Regions from separate parts of the Homo sapiens genome. Here region 2 is linked to region 1. A link is a loop called in an ENCODE intact Hi-C map of the cell type or tissue named here. Cell type or tissue: natural killer cell. All regions are shown on one strand. Links, peaks and the distances in the headings refer to the core of each region. The heading gives the core; the rest is flanking DNA. Region 1 holds the start of LOC105372349 (a long non-coding RNA gene). Region 2 overlaps LINC02987 (long intergenic non-protein coding RNA 2987).

What was found. Peaks named below come from ENCODE experiments on the same cell type or tissue, not always from the same donor. Only the 100,000 strongest peaks of a DNase experiment are listed, where the experiment ranks them.
Region 2: it touches region 1 in a loop (4-fold over the local background); 2 of 110 quality-filtered maps call a loop at or near these places.

The regions. Positions count from the first base shown.
Region 1 is chr19:28,441,664-28,448,109 of GRCh38, forward strand. LOC105372349 (a long non-coding RNA gene) reads left to right here and starts at 3,621. Exons shown (of 3, transcript XR_935886.3): 1 at 3,621-3,834; 2 at 3,925-4,025; 3 at 4,119-6,446. It also overlaps the pseudogene LOC100420587. RefSeq lists an enhancer at 4,127-4,834. In natural killer cell, for the core only: no CTCF peak of the experiment used is centred there; no DNase peak of the experiment used is centred there.
Region 2 is chr19:27,980,951-27,987,396 of GRCh38, forward strand. The region is part of intron 3 of LINC02987 (long intergenic non-protein coding RNA 2987); the gene reads left to right. It overlaps LOC105372346 (a long non-coding RNA gene), which reads right to left. Exons shown (of 3, transcript XR_007067373.1): 2 at 5,832-6,057; 3 at 2,274-2,617. It also overlaps the pseudogene LOC100419833. Among named protein-coding and RNA genes, the nearest start is that of LINC00662, 190 kb to the left of the region's middle. In natural killer cell, for the core only: no CTCF peak of the experiment used is centred there; no DNase peak of the experiment used is centred there.

The DNA of each region.
Region 1 (6,446 bases), core at 2,220-4,719:
AATTGTTCATTAAGTGGTACAAGTCAATTTCTTTCATCAGCCTAACTGCCCATTTTAGCAAAGATTCCATCTCTGAATTAAGCAAATAGCTACACATTTCAAAGTCAATAGCTATACTATGTTTCCTTTAACGTGAACATCTCAGACATATCAATGTTGTCAGCCTCTTTACTAAGCCTTTCTCTGAAAAGACTGAAGACCGTGTTTTGTTGTTATTGTTGTCATTGTGTGTTTTGTACTTTTGCTTTTTTTAAGGCAATATTTTTGTGTGTTAGCTACAGTCTGGCCGGTCATGACATGCACACTCAAAAGAGAGCCAGATATTTTTTAAAAAGTATGGTGAGGCTGAGTAGCCCATTTGACAATAAATGTAAAGTGCTCACATTTCCATTGGTCTGTTTGGAATTTCCCTAAGAAGAGTTATTTCTTTCTGTAATAAAACCAGAAGTCGAATGTAATAAACCATAGCTGGTCTGTGGGGGTTTGTGGCTAAAGTGAGTATGGAAAAGTCTGTGAACTTTCTGTTTATTTCCTTTTCCCAACCAAACCCTTGAAACTAGAGGCTGGAAGGAAGGGGTAGAGTTGAGGGCCATTGGACTAGGTGGAGGAAGTGACCTTGCAGATCCTTTCACATTCTGTAATGCATGCAAAAAATAATGAGAATGAGATAGCTGAAGTTTCAATTCTTTAGAGAGAGATTCAAATTCATTTGTCGGTTACAGGAAGCAAAAAAAATGCCATTATTAATTTAGGCAATTAGAGAACTTTGAAAGTAATATTTAGTACTTTTTTTAAAAAGCCTGTCCCAGGAGTTCAGCCCACAGCCTAGGAAAGCTTAATTTTTATAGTATTTCAAATGAAGAAAGGTCATTTCTTGGATGTGCTTGACAGAAGATTGTAATTATAAACTGGTAATTTTAATGAGAAGTGGGGTTTCCATAAAAACGGAATGAACTTTTGAGGAAGTAAAATTAGAGTGCATGTTCCATCCACTGTGGCATTTCCAAACAGGTCAGTGTTCCCAACATTGCCACCTGCTCTGCCATACTTTCCTGAAAAACGTTAATGCTTTGGTACCTACATCTGCTTCTCCTGCCTTCTCAATGCACCAAACAAGACATCAGACCTTTTTCTTGCATGGAGGCCTGCCTCCTGCGATGTCTGATCCACACACTTTTCTCTTCTCTGAATGCTAAACAGAGAGAACATTGCATTGTGATCTTCCCAGATTTAGGGCAGAGACAGGGCAGTCAGTCTGGGAAGGCACTTAGTGGAGTGAGCCCACAGTGTGGAGGGGTGAGTGCCTCCTGAGGAATCCTGCCCTCTCTACAGTCCACGTTTTCTGGCAGATCCAAGAGGTCACTTAAGGAGTTTTGAACAACCTGTACTGTAATGTCCTGAGGGTGCCTCAGCGTCATCTGTGCTCATCCCATTGTTATCTAACCAAATGGAGTCACTTTGCCTGTGTGCAATGGAAAGCCAAAAAATTGACACACTGGATTTTTGCAGAAAAACAAAAAAAAATTATTGCCGGTCAACTGGCAACGAGACAGGAGGAAACCCTCAAATCTGTCTCCCTGAGCTGGGGGCTGAGTGGGGTTTTATAAGCACAGGGTAATAAGGTGTGATCTGCTTGGATCTTGCAATGAGGTGATGCTGGGAGGCATAATCTCACTGATCCTGCCGCAGGACAATGCCAGGGTTTGATGTGCTTGAATCCTGGATCCTGCCATGTGGCATCCACTTTTAAATTTGGTCTCACTCCTCAGTTCGAGCACTTGGGGCTGCCCATCGTCGCGCACTTGGCTCATCTGGGCATGCTCCAGCAATGTGACCTTCGACCTGCAGGTCCATGGCAACTGAACAACAACTCACAACCTTGTTACGTGGAAGCTGAGCCAGACCGGTCTGGTGCAGTTACACATCCCTACAGGGTCTGATTTTACTGACTACGGGGGAGCTTGGGTATTGTTTTTTTTAAGCTCCTCAGATGATTCTAACACTCAGCAGGGGCTGAGAGCCACGGAGTTACTTTCTGAGAAGGAGTAAATATCAGCAAAGAAAGAGAGACAGGAAAGGCACTTGGCAGCAGCCTGGTGAGTAAGGGGTCAGGCAGCACCAAGCAAGGTTGGAGGATGAGCACAGTGAGGACCCACAGGGCCTATCAACTGTGTTAAGATAAACACCAAATCCTGCGGCTGGGCATGGTGGCTCACACCTGTAATCCCAGCACTTTGTGAGGCTGAGGCGGGAGGATCACCTGAGATCGGGAATTCGAGACCAGCCTGGCCAGCATGGAGAAACCCCGTCTCTACTAAAAATACAAAATTAGCTGGGCGTGGTGGCACACGCCTGTAATCTCAGCTACTTCGGAGGCTGAGGTAGAAGAATCGCTTGAACCAGGGAGGCGGAGGTTGCGGTGAGCTGAGATTGCGCCATTGCACTCCAGCCTGGGCAACAAGAGCGAAACTCCGTCTCAAAAAAAAAAAAAAAAAAACCCTAGAAAGCCCCAGGAAGTCAAAGAAGGGCGTCAGTGCAGAGCAATGCGCCAGCTCTTGGTTGCCGTATTCCTGGTGCTACAATAAAAGTTTGTTGACCATGTGCACTCAGGTGGGAATCAGAGGCTCAAGAGAAAAGCTAAAACCACCTGGAAGCTAAGCCTTGTCTAACCAAATCTATTGAGTCTCCCTCCAGCTAACTGAGGGGTCAGATGCCACTCATTTCTGTTTGGGAACAGTCATTTGCTTTAACTCTCAGCCTCTTGCTGCAGCCATGCTGCCTTCCCCTCAGTGTCCTCCTTCCTGCCACAGTAAGTCACTCTGGAGTGCCACGCTCCACTTAAAAATAAACACCTTCTGTCTCCATCCTGGCACAGTTTCAGCTTATTTAGCATTCTAACATATGTCGTCTGTTTTCCCAAACAATCTAACATGAGCATAGCACGATGGGGTTGATAATTTGGGCAAATGAGAAACAGCCTGCCATCAGCACAGACACAGTGACATTTGATTTGCTATCGGTAGATTCCATTGTGTTCTCTCTTCTCATCCTTGGATGATAAACACAGAAAAAGACTGCAAGATTTCCAGCCCTGGCTCTGTGGCAGAGAATAAGGTCTGGAGGCAGGGAACCTAAGGCTGCTTCAGGCTGACTTCTTAGAACTAAGTTGAAAGGAAAACCTTAACCTTCCATGCCTAAGTAACAAAAGGACCACAGGCTACTCCCTTTGACCTTTTCTCCAGGGCAAATGGGAAATTGGCTGTTCTGCAACAAATCAGACTGATTACCGGTCAAGTCTTCGTTTGCAACTTTGCAACTTCTCTCCAGCCTCTGAAAGGTTACTGTCCACAACCCATCAGACTGATTGCAGGCCGAGTCTTCATTTGCATAGAAGTATAACTTTGTAGCTTCATCCTAGCCTGTGACTGCTCCTTTAGGAACCAATCAGATGTTTGCACAGGAGGGTGACCTTTGTAACTTCTCTTCAGCCTCTGGTTGGCTGCTTTCTGCAACCAATCAGATTGATTGTGGGCTACCACTTCACTTACCTGAGATGAGCAAGAAGTGGCCAATGGGAAACTTCTAGGGGGTATCTAGACCCAAGAAGATTCTGTATCTGGGCTCTTGAGCCACTGCGGCTCAGTCCACTCCCACACTGTGGAGTGTACTTTCATTTTCAATAAATCCCTGCTTTCGTTCTTTTGTTGCTTCATTCTTTCTTTACTTTGCTGGGCATTTTGTCCAGTTCTTCGTTCAAAACACCAAGAACCTGGACAGCTTGCAGTTATGACCCTCTACCGGTGACGTATCTTGGCAAGCCAGCCAGGAGGAAAGGTAGGCCCAAAGTTTGGGATTTATTTTTCTCCTTTCCCCTTTTAAATCTTTCTCTCTTTTCCTTTTCAACTCGGGACCCTCTGTGGACAGTGCCTAAGCATGGAGACAACTGCAACTTTCTGGCCAGCGCCACTCTGGTGAAACTGAAAGGTTTCCACATGGAAGCGCCTTACTGCCGCCGCCCAGTTCGGGTGAGGGACCTGAGTCCTTTTCTTGTTTTCATTTTTCTGAGTCCTGTTCCTTTTTCCCTTTTTCTGAGTTATTTTCCTTTCCTCCTTTTTCAGTCTTTCAGCAGCTGTTTCCTAGTGGCTCCTTGGTAATTGAGAGGAACTGGCCAGGGCCGCTCTCCAGTGATCTCTGAAGTCCAGGGAGTGAACAGGGATGGCTGCCCTGCCTGGAAGGGGGAAAGACACTTTACTATCCTTTCCAGTTATCCTTTCACAACTGCATGTGACGCAGTTGGCAGCGGCAGCTCGTCCAGGGCAAATTCACACACGTTTCAGGTGACTTAAACTCCTTCTTTTCTTATGCTAAATTCTTCCCTAATCGTACTCAACTGGCTAAGGAACAAAACGGCCCACCCAGCATCCAGTTCTTATTACAGATCATGATTATTTTTTATAAAGCTCACAGTATGCTCTGGAGAGGAAAACCTGCATGTGGCGCCCCCTCCTAAGGCCAGAGACGTCTGGAACTCTTAAGATTGGACCCCGCAGGAGGACGTTCTTTGGGTTCTACGGACCTCAAACTCTCCAAAGGGGATGCCCTTGGCAGAGGTTCAGAGGTCTAGTATTAAGTCCTCCTTAGAATTTCCTCTCGGAGTTGAAATGCTGCTTGGACCGAAAAGTGTCTAGAATCTGAAGTTTACTGTCTAATGGAAAAGTGGGATGGTATTGCATAAATACAGGTCTTATAGGAGTTATTAAGAAGTTATTTTAGGCAGATAGAGAGGAAAAGGGGTCCTTGGGAAGTTTTTCTTTTAAAGCAGCTCCAGAAACCTTTCTTGTCTAGCAGGAAAGGCCCGGCTCTTAGATCCCGCCGACAAGCTTTGATATCCAAATCCCGGCCATTAGAAACTGGGTCCACCCAAACATGGTGATTCCCGCTGTCTTCTTGCCATTGCCCCGACTTGGGCCTGGAAACATGGCCACCCCCACATATCCACAGGTGTGTAGGACACCATGGCGCCCTGTATTCGCATATTAAAAGGTTAGGGTGGGAGGGCCAGGTTTTTGCGGGCCACGTGAGTGATATGCCTGGTCAAACCAATCCCCTGAGCCCTATGCAAATCAGGCACCACCTCCTCCAGCCTCCTCATATAAGCAGCCACTTTTCCCACCACACGGGTTTTCTCTTTGTTCGAATCCCCTCTCCCTCTGTCTCTGTACAGGGAGGCTGTTTTCTTCCTTCTTTCTTGCCTATTAAACACTCCACTCCTTAAAACCACTCCACGTGCGTCCATGTCGTTTTATCCAATTTGGTGCAAGATTAAGGACCCTGGTGTACCTCCATTCATTGGAGACTTATCACAGGCTTTTGTGCTGCCGTTCTAAGCAGGGGCCTGGTTAACGTGTGATGCCTTGCTTTGGTACTGTTTGGCCCCAGTGCTCCTTGGAGTCTGGGGAGGTTTAGCCTTTAAAATTCAAACTGCCAAGGAGACTGCTTTATCCAAAATTTTGGTTCACAGCCTTCCTTGGATTATCTATTGGGGCAAAGTAAAACCGGCAAGCTTGTACTGCTATCTCATGGCTAAGGTTCCGAGCTGTTGGATCTTTGTTTATGTGTGTGTATACATGTCTAGATGTGTTTATACAACAAATGTACACTTATTGTTGTATATTGTGTCTACAAAATTGGCTTATAAGTGAAAGAGCGCTCATGAAAACTGAGTAAGTCTAAGCAATTTTCAAGTTCATGTGACTTAAAGTATAACTTTACTAAACGAGCTAGCTTTAAAATTATTGGTGGAATAAAAATAGAAATGTTTTCAGAATTGTCAACATACATTTTGGCTGAATTTTATGTTTTTCTGTGCTAGATATTTTAAAATGTCAGTGTTAATTCAAGCTGGAAGCTGCTTAGGGCAAATCTGCCTCCCATTCTATTCAAAGTCTCACTGAGATAAATACATAACTAATTGCTTCCTTTGGAAAGGCTAATAAGAAACTCAAAAGAATGCAACCCTCTGTCTCCCACCTGTGATTGGAAAGCCCCCAGCCTCCTCGCCTCGAGTTGTCCCGCCTTCTGGGACCAAATCAATGTTTGTTTTACATATGTTATTTGATGTTACATGTCTCCTTTGTTAAAAGTCAAAATTAAGTACAGTGAGTGGGATAAATGTTTTAGGTAAACTTTTTGTGTAAATTAAAATCTTAGAGCTATTTTTAACACCCATTTGATATCTGGGCCATTTCCAATTGAGAAAGTGTTGTAATATGAGGAAATATGTTTCAAAAATTATGGAATTCATAATTCCATCTATTTTTCTTATCTGAAAATGCCCATATCTGATAGTTCTTATCTATAAATGCCCATATCTGATGGTTCAGGATTTCTTGCTTTTTGGAGTTTCACTAAAGTTTTAGGTTACTAAGGATAAAATTCTAGTTAAC
Region 2 (6,446 bases), core at 2,603-5,102, 460 kb before region 1:
TTATTAAAACATTGTCTGATTTACATTTCTATAGCCTTACGGTCATATGAACAGGAAATTGATGTTGGAAATAGTTTCAGATGGGTTTTCAGTTAAACAGATGAGAAAACTACATCTCTGCTCATATTTTAACTGCTCTTCCAGAGAACATCAAACATTTGTTGACTTAGCCAGTGGATAAGATATTAAAACTTTAAAACCAAGAAACTAAATATGTTGTTCAGGTATTGATTGTTTTTATACAATTAAGTCTTTACAGGGATTACTGTGAAAGTGGTTCTATATTATTTTATATTCATTTGTTTAAACATTTAACAAGAAGCCAGGTACACTGGCTCACACCTATAATTCCAGCACTTTTGGAGGCCAAGGTAAGAGGATCACTTGAGCACAGAAGTTTGAGACCAGCTTGGGCAACAAAGACCCTGTCTTTAATTGAATTTTTCCTTTAAATTAGCCCAGCTCAGTGGCATGAGCCTGTAGTCGCAGTGACTTGAAAGGCTTAGGTAAATGGATTGCTTGAGCCCGGGAGTTTGAGGCTGGTGTTAGCTAGGATCATGTCACTGCACTTTAGCCTAAGTGACAGACTGAGACCCTGTTTCTTAACAAAAAAAAAAAATAGGCAAGGGCAGCTCTATGATCATGTGACAGAAGGCTGTTCTCAGCCTTTATCTCTCCCACTGCCTTCAACTCATCCCCCACATTCTGTTCTGTCTGTGGGTGACAGAAGCTGAGCACCTTAGGGTTTTATTTCCAGCTCAGGAGAAACACTGAGTAAGTCCAGTGCCCTGCCAGAAGTCATATCATAAAGTGAGTTTAGTCTAGCCAAGATGTCTCTCTTTAATCTCTCTGCCTTCCAGTGTTTAAAGAGTATTCCTGTCCTGTCTAGTGACAGTTTCTCACCTTCATAATTTCAAGGTGAGTAGAAACTGGCGTTATGCCCTTTGACATAGCCTCATGCACTGAGGCAGAGGGGAGGGATTCCCTTTCCCATCAAATGTAGCTTATGTATGTATTTGAGACCAATCCTTGTTGTTTTGGAGTTTTTCCTCCTCAGAAATAACAGGGTGGCTCTCCATGGATCCATTTGTTGCCATGGTGTTGTACCCATGGCTTTTGTTGGTGTTTTTTGACTTCAGTAAGCCTCTTTTTGTTATCCTTGTGAAAAAGTCTGCAAGTTCTTCAGAGCTAATAAATGGCATTCATCATTCCTGTCATCTGATCACTGTTGTGGGGCCTTGTGAGTGAGCATGGAGTCTGAGCTGTGCACCTGCACTAAGGGAACTCTCAAGAATGAGCCCCGAGTCAGCAGCACATATGCATGAGAGGTGGTCACCTTTCTCCCCATCCCAGAGTCAGGGTGCTGGATGCAGAAGGGACTGCAAGCAACTGTGCCTTGTTTGGACATTAGCATAGGAATCCAACTGGGTAGCCTTTATTTGTTTCAAAACAGAATTTAGAGACATCCTAGTAGCTCAGAATTATATTTTTAAATGAATAGAAATAAATTTTATTAAATGACAACAGAAAAAAACCACTACATGTTTAGTACATGAACTAAACTTATGTAGTATTGTTTGAAGGGTATCTACAAAATTCTCACCCTAATGTTTTCTTGCAAAAGAAGTGAAAATATAAAGTGAAGAGACATTCTGTAACAAGGAACCACTGAGAAACACAAAATATTTAAAAGTCATATAAAATTTATGTGCATTTTTGAGGATTATAAAATAATCAGTTGGCATCAGACTTTTCATTTTAGCAACATTTATAGAATTATTTTCTAGTGGGAGTTTTCACACAACTTTTGAAAAATATGTTAAAATTGAAAACTTTCTTGTATTTTGTAAACTACTGAGGTTCCAATTCAGGGTGCTTTTTTTATATTTATAAGGTCCATCTCTACAGCATGTAATATCATGGGTCTTTGAGTGAATATCAACTAAAGGCATTCTGACATTCTGTACATTCATAGGTTTTACCTCAGAAATGAGTTTTTTCTTGTCTTCAGGTGGAACTGGAACGAGTAAAACACTACCATATGTTTGTATTTATAAGGCTTTTCTTCATTGAACCCTTTTATGTTTTCAAAGAGAAATGACAAAAACCGAAGGCTTTACCATGTTTCTTAAAATTTTGTGGTTTTTCTCCATTTTAAATCCTAAAATGTCTTTAAAAGCAAGTGGGAAAATCAAGTTTATTATCACATGTTTTACATTTATGCTTTTCCCCCAGTATGAGTTTTTCTAAGTTTTCAAAGAGAACTGAGAAAATTCCAGGCTTTCCCATATTTATTACATAATAGGGTTTCTCTCTAGTGTGTGCTTTTTCATGTGTTCTTAAAGAACTAGAACTTATAATTGCTTTATCACATTTCTTACATCAGAATAATGTTTTTGAAGATAGCCCAGTGGACTAACATTGTCCCATGTTGGTTTTCTTGTGTTTCTCCTCCCACAGGAATGAGCTTGAAAGACAGTTTTTGCAGCTAATTGACTATAACGTCGAAGTTTCTGGAAGTGTTTATGCCAAGTACTATTTTGATCTTCGATCCTTGGCAAAGGACAATAGCTTGCATTTTCCAGTTTATCTTCTCAACAAAGAAAGGGCACAGAACCTGGAAGTAAGGCGATAAAGTCACTAAGGGGGGTTTTCTGTCAACCACCAAAGCCAACATCTGTGACTAGATTAGATTAAGTAGTGATGAGAAAAATGAAAAGCTCCAAAATTAACTTACATACTGAAGAGCTTATTTCCTGTATCATTTATGGTTTATACAAGAATCCACATTATTTAAATATTATAGATCTCTTCTGTGACCATAATTCAGAATATTTTTAACCAAATTTAATTCAGTCTTAGTGGTATTCTTTTTGAATCTTTGCCCTTTCAAGTAAGCATACATGAATAATTTCTTGCAATTCTATTTTAAATGATATCTGCATATGTAATGCACTTACCACTTTTGCCTGTTTTTTATTACTTAGTTTGCAAATTTATGTCATTTTTTATTGTATATATTACAGTGCAGCCAGTTCCATAAATTTGTTAGGCAAAGCATTAGTGCTTAAGCCAAGAGACCTACACTTAGTCTGTATAAGGTATGAGCGTCTCAGGTAGTGATGCAAGAAGTACATGTGTTTTACTGGAAATGGTAACTTTTGGGGGGCAAAGCAATATTTATGGTTTGTGACTTCTGGTTTCAGTTGTGAGCAAAGTTGCAACTGAAATGGATGCATATTTATAATTAGTACTTTCTGTGGTACCTTAGAAGTACTTTAGAATAACATACCTTCTACCATAATTAATGTGCCAGGTTCTGCCTTTTGCTGCTTTAGTCGTTCGACCTCTTTGATGTTCCAGTGCACTCCTGCACACATCTGCTTCATTCAAATTTGCTTTGAGGATATAATAACTACTGCAGATGGGGTAGACTCTGAATAGATTAATAAACTATAAATTTTCCTTTGCTCCAGCAATCTAATCATAGCCCTTAAAGGAGATTACCTTAGTGAGGTGGCAGGGAGTAGCATCCCCGGAACCTGGCAGTGCGAACCTCAGCCAAAGGAGCTGTAACTGTGAACTATCTAAAGGAGCGTCTGCATGTCTGGCTTATCATCAATGGTGCTTGTTAAAAGGCTGGAGCCCTTTTTAAAATTGTACCTCTTTTCTGTTTCATTTACTTTCTTAGGCTATTTCAAGGATGGAAGACGCCAAAATCTTTTATAGTGAAGGTCCTTCAGCGCTGATAATTTCATTAATCTTCAGCGCTCTAAAGCCATTAACTCTTGAAGGAAGAAATGAGGGGCTATATCATGTGAACCCCTCATCAAAAAAGTTCGGAAAATATTACCTCTCATGCTCAACAACTAGAAAAGTTAGTATTTTCAAAAGAAGAAAAATCTCAAAGTTGAGAGGCTTGTGGGCAACTAGGATTGCACTCCACAGGAAAAAAATGGGATCGTTGCAGTGCAACAACTCTCGTACACTCTTCTGTCTTTTTAAACGTAAACAGGTATAAAAACTACTCCAAAGTGAAGACTTCTTGCCCATACATAGATATCTTTTTCTGTGTGTGGACTAATAGCTGTGAACTATGTAAGGGTTTTAAAACAATAGTTTAAATTTTTAGATTTCAGACATAATTTTCTGTTTCTTTTCTATTTTTCTTTTCCCCCAATATTGCTGCAGACACATTTAAAATAAATGCAGTATTACTATTAAAACATGGGACTGTAATAACTCATGAAGCCACTAGAAGCAGACCGCTCATTTTCAGGTGTTGAAGGGTTCTACCTGCCTACTTTTACCATCGGAGCTGCTCGTCACTGGCAATCATTTTAAACAAAAGCTGATGGAGTTCATTTGCCATTCATATCTTTTGTAAGCATTACTTGCTAGCATTTTAGCATGTTTGGGGTCACAAAAGAAAAACTATTAGTTATTGGTTACCTACTTGTATTAGGGTCCATGGTATGTTTCTTATAAACTATAATGATCCTTTTGTGTGTGTGTGTGAATTTTATTTATTTATTTACTTATTTTTTATTTGCTGATAAATTTTCTTATTTGTTAAATAAATGTATTGAGAGATATTTTCATAATGCCAAACCACATGATGATCCAGTGGTGATATAAAAATAATAATAAGTGATGTGATCTGAAAGTTTCAGGGCAGATTCTAGTTTTAATGTAGTGTGCTTAGACCCTCCAGTGCACGGCAGCTTATGTATATATGCTATAAACCTTTATAAAATACCGTTCAAAAGTTTCATAGTATTTATTTTTTCTTTTTTATAAAAGATGGGGTCTTACTATGTTGCCCAGGCTAGAGTGTAATGGCTATTCAGAGGCACAATCATGACTCCACAGCCTGGAAATTCTGGCCTCAAGCAATCCTCCCATGTCAGCCTACCAAGTAGCTAGGACTATAGGTGTAGTACCACCACCTCTGGTTTTATTTTGCAAAAACTGAATATTAAGCTTTTAACTTTTTGTTTCAGTCAATATCTGCTGTCTCCAAGAAACGCTGAAACAAAAAATTAAAAGCTTAATATTTAGGAGCTGGGCATGCCTGTAGTTCCAGCTACTCATGAGTCTTAAGTGGGAGAATCACTTGAGGCCTAGCATTGGAGGCAGCAGTGCTCTATGATTGTGCCTGTAAATAGCCATTGCACTACAGCCTTGGCAACATAGTGAGACCCTATGCCTTTAAAGAATTGCAAAACTAAATACATGTATAAGCAATATAATAAACTTTCCAATGATGTTTTGTAAATGTTTGTAGCACTGATACTTGTACAAGTATCAAAGCTTAAAATTACACTAAGACTTTTGGAATTCTTGTATTTTTATAAAGTGCCCTCTTCTCTTTTAAAGTAGTTCTTAGCAGGGCTGTTATCTACGTTGATCACCTAAAATTATTTTCCCTACATGTGGTAAAGGAAGAATATGATCAGTGTTAATTTACATGTAACAGATTAGAAGGAATTGGACCCTAATAGTAGCAGGTGATTAAACATTTTATTATCCCACCTGTTAGCCTGGCTACAGGTATTATATTTCATGTCCTGCTGTTTACAAAAAAGAACTTCCATAAACCTTAGAAATCTTACTTCCTCAAAAATTATTGTTTATGGAGTTTAGAGCTTGGAGATTTAAGTATTTATTGCAGTTTTATTTTCAAATGATAAATGCTATCTATAATTTATGTGGTTTTTATTTCTCATGTTTACATTAAAATAAAACCTGATAAACTGTTTTAATTAAAATGTGACCAATGTGTTCATAACACTTGTAATTACATTATGTTACATATCTGCCTAACTTACATGGTTTAAGTCAGTCTTGATATGTCCGAAGACATTTTGATAAGTTGCTTTCACCGTTCATAAGTTGGTTTGATTCATGCCTCTGTTTAAGATGTAATATTTGTTTTCTCTCTCTTAAGCTCTTTTCAAAGTGAAGATAATTTGTTACACTTAAAATCACTGTCCAGCCACAGTACTTAGTGGCATAGTGCATTAGATGGCATCTTTGAATAAATGGTTATTGTGCCTGTGAGAAAAAAGCATAATATGCTTATTAGGATATAAAATTATGTAAATATACAAAAGAGAAAGGATTTCCAGAAATAGTACAGAATTAGAACAAGAGGTGTTTGAAGTATTCAATTACACAGAAAAAAAATTGGAAGTACAAAAAGTAGAATTAGTGTTGCTGTACAGAGGGTGACAAACCACATAATTTGACTTTCGCACACTGTTTTCAAGCTTACATTTTAGTTAAAAATATATCAAATCAGTTAGGTTGTTTTTTAGAACTAAGAGTCTAGCCACTCAGCTTCAGTGATTCTCACTAAATCTTTAATTCTTTAGTACCTAAGGTAAAATTTTAAATAACTTATCACCTTATCTTGATAAAGTGCTGACTAAAATCAATGATCT